2 separate regions of the Homo sapiens genome follow, and region 2 is linked to region 1. Evidence: read pairs that join two places in POLR2A ChIA-PET (ENCODE). Cell type or tissue: MCF 10A. All regions are shown on one strand.

Region 1 (5,000 bases):
CCCAGGGAATAGCAAGTGCAATGTCATAGGGGCACGAAAGAACACAGTATAGAGAAAACTATAAATTCAGTATAAGGAGTTATAAAGATCATATTGGAAACAGGAAAGAAGTAAAACTCTAAAAGTAAAGTAGGGCCCAGACCATTAATGTTTTGTATGTCCTAATAGGGAGATTGAGTGTTACACCATAAGTAAAAGACAGGAAAAGGCAAGATCAGAATGTCCATTTTAAAATTACCACTCTAGCATGTGATGAGGATAAGCAGTGTCATCAGGGACATGTGAAAACAAAGTATTAGTCATATATAGAAAAAAAAAAGCTGTAAAACTTGGGGGAAATTGACTCTGAAAGTTTATGGAAAAGGAGAAACTAGGGAAAAGTTGGAGACTTCTAGCTTTTGCGTGTAATAAGTGACACTTTCAATAAAGATCAATAATTTAGGGGAACAGAATACCCTAAAATTGGAGAGAAGAACACAGTTTGGTTTTGACCGGATTGAACTTGAAGTGCTGTCACTGTAGAGTAGGGAATTAAAAATGCAAGGCTAAAAAGTCCAAGAGACGGGCATGGACTAAAGATAGAGGCCATAGAGTGACCTCTGGGAGATGGCCCAGTTTTTCTGTAGACACTGGATTTCGCTTCACTCCTTCCCATTTCTCTGCTCATGAATGTCCTAGGAATAAGGAAGGGCCTCTTGTAATGCCCCTGGAAGGGAATAATGCTGACCCATCAACATATTTAATGAAATACCAGGCAGTGAGAATAAAATAAGGAATTGCAGCGCATACATGCACATGCACACACACACACACACACACACACACACACACACACACGAGACTAAAACAAAATTTTGTACAGGAGTTTTCTCATGAGCTCAGAATACTAATATCATGCAGCTGACATTTTCTTATTTTTCCCATAAGACCAGGGCACAACTGAGAGGCCACTTTATCCTCATTGGATGTGACCTGCTGTAACTTTCTAAATTTACCATTGTGCTATGAACTGTAATTGTCAGGAATGTTTGGGCTATTCAATTTGAATTCTATGCAAGGTATAGCACTTACATAATTTTACACTAAAATGTAAAAGATAGCATTGGCTGAAAATGTAGGTGTTTGATTAATTATAGTACATACCACATGGAGTAGAAAAAAGATGAGCAAATCAAGTATTTGTAGCTTGCACTGCCTTTTAAAAAAAACTTAGCTTATATTGCAAAATTCTTCTGTTGGAACTCTGTCAACAAAAATCCACGTAGTTATTACTGTATTTCAAAGAATATCTGAACGTCTTCTGAGGCAGCTTTCAAAACAAATTCTTGATTTGTTGGTGTAAGAGTACTGGCATCAACTCTAGAGCGAATTTTGAAAAGTAAGGAAATTCCTGATTTAAACACAACTAAAAACAAAAGCAAGGTTAGCTAATTCATCTCATGGAACTAAACTTTAGCCCAGATGCCCAAGATCTTCTTTTAAAAGAAAAGTCAGACTTAAGCCAGGCTTAAGGAACAATGAAGAATTCTTTACTAGTTGTCTTTTATTATTTGACTTCTACAGGAATTTGTATTAAGTGGGCCCTGTGAGTCTATTTCCCAGAGGCAAGGATAGCTTCTTCAGAACCCTGCCTTAAATCTACCCTCAAGTTTGACCAAGTCCATTTATTCCGGGGTCCCCAACACCCTGAACATTCAATCGTTTATAAATATGTGTTGACAATGAGTCAGAAGCATAGCACTGTGCTAGATGTTGTGCATGGCTCAAGTGGGGTCCAAATTCATCTGTTTACGTGTCTATATCCCCAGTTGGCCTGGCCCTCCAAGGTAGAAATAGTCCATGACTTATTCATTTTTATTTCCACTGTCCAGCACAGTACCTGACACAGAATAGATGGAGAAGTATTTCTGGAAATATAATATAAGGGAAAAACAATATAAGGGAAGATGTTCAACAGGGTGAAATTGGCCAATAGGAATGTCAAGCAGCATTGGTCGATATGAATTAAACTAGTGAAAATTTGGGGGATCAAGTAAATTTTTTGCAGACTTACTAAATTTTAACACTTGGTTTCAAACCTTGATTAGCAAAATTTATATCTGCTCTTATTAATTCACCTGAAACTCATTGCCTAAGATTACATTTGTTTTTCAAAGTTTCCTTTACCCGCTGGATGTGGTGACTCATGCCTGTAATCCTAGCACTTTGAGAGGCTGAAGCAAGAGGATCACTTGAGCTCCAGGAGTTTGAGACCAGCCTTGACAACATAGTGAGACCCTGTCTCTATTTATTAATTTTTTTAAGTTTCCTTTATAATTCTATCAAATATCCACAATAAAATCAAACAATGCTGAACTCTTTCTAAGGGTTAATGAGTAAAGTGTGTCTGTATCATTACTATCATACAGCTGAAGTCATGGATGACTAATGAATTTAGTAATACACTTGACTAGACAGGCTCTGCAGCTCGACATTCTCTAACTTTAATTAGGTTAACAGATAAATGACAATTATGACATTACTAAATAAATTAAATACAGAAAGAAACTAGATTCTTGCTGATATTAACTACATAGGAACACTAGTACTCTTTTTTTAGAAATAAACTATAGGCCAGGTGCAGTGGCTCACGTCTGAAATTCCAGCACTTTAGGAGGCCGAGGCAGGCAGATCACCTGAGGTCAGGAGTTTGAGACCAGCCTGGCCAACATAGTGAAACCCCATCTCTACTACAAAAATACATATATATATATAAAAATTAGCCGGGCGTGGTGGTGGGTGCCTATAATCCCAGCTACTCAGTAGGCTGAAGCAAGAGATCACTTGAACCCGGGAGGCAAAGTTTACAGTGAGCCGAGATCGTGCCACTGCACTCCAGCCTGGGTGACAGAGCGAGACTCCATCTCAACAAAAAGAAAAAAAAAATAAAGAAATAAGAAACTATAATTTTACTCTTCTCTGTGAGGAAAAAGATTTTATGTGAAGCAATATATAAGCTTTAATTATTGTATAAATTATCCATGAAAGGGCAATTACTGACTACTCAGTATTTTTTAATGTAAAACATGCAGTAATATATTTCAGTATCCCCTGTAATTACAGTAAGATTAATTAACCTTCTAAATAAAAGAGATCATTGGTATGTCAAAATTATTCTGGCCAAGATACGAAGGAGAAAGTTTGTTTTCTTTATAATTACTATGTATATAAAATGTATCTCTCTTCAGTCATAGGGAGTCTATATATTTCATTTTACATATACATTTTTACACAAATATCTACCTGTAATATAATATAAACTAGTGTGTGTGTGTGTGTGTGTGTGTGTGTGTGTGTGTGTGGAAGGAAAGAGAAAGAGAGAGAGAGGAAGTCATATATGCTACTTCCAGAACAAAATTTCAATTTACTTGAAGGTGGAAACCATGCCTTATAATTCTTAGAATACCCAAAACCTAATTCAGTGCCTAAAATATATCAGCCAATAATGATGATTACTATGATAACAGAACCCTGGGGAGGATATTACCTTACCTTTTTTTATGTAAAGCTGACAACAGTTAATATAAATACAAATTACGCTAGCTTTAATTACTCAAAAAATAAACTTCAAAAATCACTTAAAGAAGAGTTAGATTATTGTGGGATATATGAAAAGATAACAGAACTTTTTTTGGCAAAGCAGTAAACTGTACCCAGAAAGATCTTGTTCATTAACCAAATTTAACTTAGTTGAAATGCCAAATTAACACCATAGATACCTCATCTCTAACCCTGACTAAGAACAGGGTAGCAGGCTACCCTTGTCTCAGTAATTAAAGGGCAAGACTGTGAAACTACGAGATGTTAAGAATTTCAAATAAAAGGTGTTTAGGTTGTGCCATTTCTCATTGGCAACCTTCAAAATGGGAGCCCAGCATATAATGTGCAGCGTGGTGAGAACCTGGGTCTACCTTAAAACCCTGTGGCATTCCACCAAGATAGAGTTGCCTTCAGCTGGAGATGCTCCACTTTGATTTGGTTTATTTTTTTTTCACATATGATAATCATAGGATATATTAGTAATTGAGTTTCCTCCACTGATAACATCTTTTTCATAGATATAACTATTAACTTTGTACTAATAATGTAGTCATGACAAAGATTTGGTCTGACCAAAAGCCATCTCTTCTGATCATGGTTTCAAGTAAGAGAATTACTCATATGTGTTTTGATTGGGTTTATACTGATGTTCACTATGTCTTAAGATAAACACTTGCTAAAAGGTGCATTGAGCAAGCAAGGCAATTCTTCATTTTTACATGATTCATATGTATTTATTCAGTTTCAGTGATTCCTCACTGAAATGTTTGAATTTTTTCCTACACAACATGGACTGACATAACATCAAATTAGGATGCTACATGCCATCTAAACTTGCTTTTTCTTTTAAGTCATCTGTCTACTCAAGAGACTCTACAATATACAATTTGCTTTTGTGTATACCCTCTGGCTATTCAACTAGACTGTCAGCTCCTTGAGGGAATGAATGAGACCTTGCACCTTACATATTTTGTTCTCACACCTTTTACCACAATATTAATAGCTAACTTTACTATATTCCAAGCACATTTATAATCTTATTTAATCTTCTTAAGCTTCCCAAATGAGAAAACCAAGGTCTCATAAGGTTAAATGATTCATCTGTATACTTTGGGGTAAGAAGTGGCAGACCCGAAATTGATAACTGGTAAGTCCTACCATAGAGACCACCATTCATTACTACTTCCCCAAGTTCCCCCAAAGGTGCTAAATACCTTTCCACTGTTGACCGACATATAGGAGTGGCTGCTGCTTCCTGCCTGGGATGAAGCTACTGCAGTCACATTCCTGGCTCAACTCTCATGTTCTGATCTCCCTTGATGCTCAATTCCCTTTTTTGGTTAGGGGCAGGGCCCAAAGTTTGAACCATGTGGCATTGCCACCTGTGGAATACCAAGATTTCTTTTCTTTAATGTTGCTAA
Region 2 (5,000 bases), 390 kb after region 1:
CAGTAAGCCGAGATCTTGCCACTGCACTCCAGCCTAGGCGATACAGCAAGACTCAGTATCAAAAAAATAAATTAATTAAAATAAAATAAAATAAAATAAAATTTACTTAGGTGGATAAAGATTTACTGGATGGATACTGATGGAATGGAAATACATATTGTATCTGTTACCACATAAAGGCTGGGCTAATGAAGCCTAACTGTCTTGGCACAAGTTGAATGCATGAATGTGTCTCTCTATTTCCTCAGAGCAGCAACTCTCAAATCTGACTAATCATGATAATTAATGGGGGAGATTTTCCCCAAAAAAGTGGATTCCCAAATGTTACCTAGGTAAAAACACAGAAAAGTAGTAATAATCTTTTAGGAAAGAGTCTAAGGGTAGGTGGGAAGAGAGAAGTTTTTACTTTTTACTTTGTTTTGTATCTTCAATGCTATGTGAATTTTCCAAACCCATGCGTGTTTTTGGCTTTTTTATGTCAACATGGGTTATCCAGATAAAGGAAACATGGGCCAATTTTGTGTTCTTGTTTATATTTTTCTGTGTTTTTTAAACTAATAATAAGACAGGGTCTCACTCCGTCATCCAGGCTGGAGTTCAGCAGCACGATCACGGCTCACCACAGCCCCAACTTCCCGAGCTCAGGTGATCCTCCCACCTCAGCCACCTCAGTAGCTGGGACTATAGGCATCCACCACCACACCTGGCTAATTTTTGCATTTTTTTAGAGATGGGGTTTTGCCATGTTGCCCAGGCTGGTCTTGAACCCCAGGGCTCAAGTGATCTGCCCACCTCGACCTCCCAAAGTTTTGGGATTTCGGGTATGAGCCACCGCATCCAACCACACTTTAAAAATTAATAAAACTAAATTAAAATACAGATTCTAAGCTCTCATTCTGGAGGTTCTCAGTTGGTACATATGCAATAGGAATCTGTATGTCTTTTCAAAGCTTCCACATAATTCTTGTACAGCCTCAGAACACACGCTCCCCAGTACCGTCACCTCCTACCCTTAAGTGGAGGTGAAAGGATGGAGCACCTCATTAATTTACAAATGTAGCAGAAGAAGAAAGCAACTGCACCAACAGCTAATAAGATGGACTTGAAGGCATAACCTGCTTACAAAACCCATCCTGCTGAGGGTACCAAAGGGACTCAACAGCAAGGGCCTCAACACTCCCCTCTTGAACACACACTTCTTCTCCTAGGTAATGCTATACTAGTTAATGAGGCTATTTGCCTTTAGTACCTTCTTTTCCCTTCAGACTATTTCTTGATATTCATTTAAGTCAGATTTCAGGAGGGTAATCCAGGTGTGGGTTTTTTTTCACATGTGTCCCAGGTGAGTCTCCAGTAAGGAATGGCTGAGTTGGGGCTCACAGGGTTCAGGATATGCTACTCCAAAATAAGGCACTGATATGATTTGGCTGTGTTCCCACTCAAATCTCATCTTGAGTTGTAGTTCCCATAGTTCCCACGTGTTGTGAGAGGGACCTGGTGGAAGATAATTGAATCATGAGGGCGGTTTCTCCCATACTGTTCTCATAGTAGTAAATAAGTCTCACGAGATCTGATGGTTTTATAAAGGGAAACTTATTTCACTTGGTCCTCATTCTCTCTTGTCTGCCACCATGTAAGACACACTTTTTGCCTTCCACCATGATTGTGAGGCCTTCCCAGCCATGAGGAACTGTGATGTGAGTCCATTAAACTTCTTTTTCTTTATAAATTACCCAGTCTCGGGTATGTCTTTATCAGCAGCGTGAAAATGGACTAATATAGACACCTTGGCACATTGAATACCTGAGGCTGAAGGACTCTGAGAAGCAGCATATGCGAGAAGGATTTTCTGACCTTCTCCTGAAGCAGCTCCAAGAGCCCCATCTGAAAGATGCCCACTCTGTACCCAGAGGAAAGGGGCTTCCTTATCTCTGAAGACACAGGACACCAAGAGGAATCTGAACAAACAAGCCTTGTTAAGTTTCCCCAGTTTAGGCCAGGTGCGGTGGCTCACCCCTGTAATCTCAGCACTTTGGGAGGCCAAGGCGGGTGGATCACGAGGTCAGGAGATCGAGACCATCCTGGCTAACGCAGTGAAACTCTGTCTCTACTAAAAATACAAAAAATGAGCCGGGCACGGTGGCGGGCACCTGTAGTCCCAGCTACTCAGGAGGCTGAGGCAAGAGAATGGCGTGAACTCGGGAGGCGGAGCTTGCAGTGAGCTGAGATCACGCCACTGCACTCCGGCCTGGGCGAAAGAGTGAGACTCTGTCTCAAAAAAAAAAAAAGTTTCCCCAGCTTATTCCCATTAGATCATGCCCTTTTGTCCTCCTATTATATTTCTCCATGACCTCCACACCTCATCAAGCTCAGCATAAAAACATTCAGTTCTAATTATTTCTTTTGGTCTTCATTTCCTTATGAACGCTTCCTGTCACAAAAACTTATACTAAATAAATGTGGCCGGGTGTGGTGGCTCACGCCTGTAATCCCAGCACTTTAGGAGGCTGAGGCAGGCAGATCACCTGAGATCGGGGGTTCGAGACCAGCCTGACTAACATGGAGAAACCCCATCTCTACTAAAAATACAAAACAAAAATTAGCCAAGCGTGGTGGCGCATGCCTGTAATCCCAGCTACTAGGGAGTCTGAGGCAGCAGATTCGCTTGAACCCGGGAGGCGAAGGTCGTGGTAAGCCAAGATCGCACCATTGCACTACAGCCTGGGCAACAAGAGTGAAACTCCATCGTGAAAAAAAAATAATAAATAAATAAACGTGTATGCTTTTCTTTTGTTAATCTTTCTTTTGTTACAGGGGCCCCAGCCACAAACTCAAAATGGAAGAAGGAAGAGATTTTTTTCTGCCCCACAGTGCTCCCTGCATTGTCACTACTTCCTGGCAGAATCCCCTGTTCTTCACACCCAAGGTCGAGTTATGGAGGTCTTTGCTATGCTGAGGAGTTAGGACTGTATTCATAAATAAGGTAGTTTTCAAACTGCAGTCGCAAGACTATCAGCATCAGTGTATCACTATGGGGCGGGAAAGTAAGAAATGAAGTTCTTGGCCCCCACCCTCAGTCTACCTAATCATAAAATCTAGGGATGGCCCTCAGAAATCTGTTTTAATGAGCCTGCCAGATGATTATAATGCACTTTTTTTTTTTTTTTGAGAGAGAGAGAGAGTCTTGCTCTGTCACCCAGGCTGGAGTACAATAGCACAATCTCAGTTCACTGCAACCTCTGCCTCCCAAGTTCAAGCGATTCTCTTGCTTCAGCCTCCCAAGTAGCTGGGATTACAGGCACATGCCTCTATGCTCTGATAATTTTTGTATTTTTAGTAGAGACAGGATTTCACCATGTTGGCCAGGCTGGTCTTGAACTCCTGACATCAGGTGATCCACCCTCATCGGCCTCCCAAAGTGCTGGGATTAGAGGCAGGTGCCACCACACTCAGCCTAATGCACATAAATCTGATAACCACTAATGAAATGTAAAGGTAGTGAATGGTGATTTAAAACAAAACAATGAAGGGAAGGCACAGTGGCTCACGCCTGTCCACATTCCCTGGAGCTCCTCACTGTGGCACACCCTGGGAGGGCTTAAACATCTCCGGAGTTGTGGGTCAGGGCTGCCTGAGAAGGGAGAGACCAACTGATGAGGATCTGCAGGGCTCATACAGAAACTAAACCAGTTTTATTGTGATTCGATGTAGAACTTGATAAGGGGAGAGAAGAGAACCCACGAGTGCAAAGGCTATTGTACTAATCCAGGAGAGCTGTATTAGTCAGGGCTCTCCAGATAAACAGAACCAGTGGGACAGGATACATATAAAGAGAAAGAGGAAGAAATTGAGTAAGAAATAATTAGATCGTGTGATTATGAAGGCTGAGAAGCCCCACTATCTGCCATCTGCAAGCTAGAGAGCCAGGAAAGCCAGTGGTATAAATTCCAGTCCAAGCCCAAAGGCCTGAGAACCAGGGGTGCCACTGGGGTAAATCCCAACTTAAGGGCAGAAGACAACTGATGTCCCGGCTCAATCAGGCAGTAGGCAGGAAGCAAAAAGGAAGAAATTCCTCCTTCCTCTGCCTTTTTCCAATCTCAGGATGGATTGGATGATACCTACCCACACTGGGGAGGGCCATCTACTGTACTTAATCCACCAATTTAAGTGCCAATCTCATCCAGAAACTCCCTCACAAACTCAGAAACGATGTTTAACCTGGGCACTCCTTGGCCCAGTCCAGTTGAAGCATAGAATTAACTATCACAAGAGTGATGGTTAAATTCTTCGGAATTATGCAGCATTGATGGGCACTGATGGAAAGGAATGATTCTATTTCTGAGGAAGAATGAAGAAGACATGACCAACTTCATAAAAAGTAAGAAAAACAGAGAAACCAAGGTTGACTCCAAGTCTAACTTCGGTAAGTACAGTAGACCGATTGCATTAATGGCCTCAATTAAATGGGTTCCAGTATGTATACCCTTTAACCTATTATATAATTCTATTTAGTCTTCCCCGACTCTGACTCTGTGCTGGGCAATGTGGTATGTTTTGGCCAGTGTGACACTGGCAAACTTGAAGAAAGCAGCAACTTGAAAAAGTTCTTGAGTCTTTCCAATCTCTTTTAGTTTTCTATGATCACCATGAGCATATTCCACAAGATTGCTTGAAAAAATGCCCAGGCTAGCCTGCTGGAGGGACATGACAAACATATGCATGTACGAGACATATGAAGAAGAAACCAGTTATCCAACCAAGTTCAACTTAACCCAGTCTATAGCCAGCTGTCCCCTAACATGTGAAAGCCCAGTCACGTTCAGCGGAGCCATGTAACCTCATAATGCATAAGTGAAACCAGCTGTCAGTCATAATAAATGATTATTATTATTTTAAGCCAATGAACTTTGGGGGTGATTTGTTAGGCAGTATTATTGTAGCAATAGATAACTGAAATAATAAGAACCCAAATGGTTCTCTTTTGATATACTTTTTGAACA

The links. ChIA-PET counts read pairs that join two places held together with the same protein. Peaks named below come from ENCODE experiments on the same cell type or tissue, not always from the same donor. Only the 100,000 strongest peaks of a DNase experiment are listed, where the experiment ranks them.
Region 2: POLR2A ChIA-PET joins it to region 1 with 5 read pairs; 2 of 35 experiments call an interaction of 5 or more read pairs at or near these places.

The regions. Positions count from the first base shown.
Region 1 is chr4:113,157,533-113,162,532 of GRCh38, reverse strand. All of the region lies in intron 1 of ANK2 (ankyrin 2), which reads right to left. Among named protein-coding and RNA genes, the nearest start is that of MIR8082, 7.8 kb to the right of the region's middle. In MCF 10A, no CTCF peak of the experiment used is centred here; a DNase peak (open chromatin) is centred at 2,202.
Region 2 is chr4:112,768,879-112,773,878 of GRCh38, reverse strand. It overlaps a transcript of ANK2 not described here. Among named protein-coding and RNA genes, the nearest start is that of MIR302CHG, 120 kb to the right of the region's middle. In MCF 10A, no CTCF peak of the experiment used is centred here; no DNase peak of the experiment used is centred here.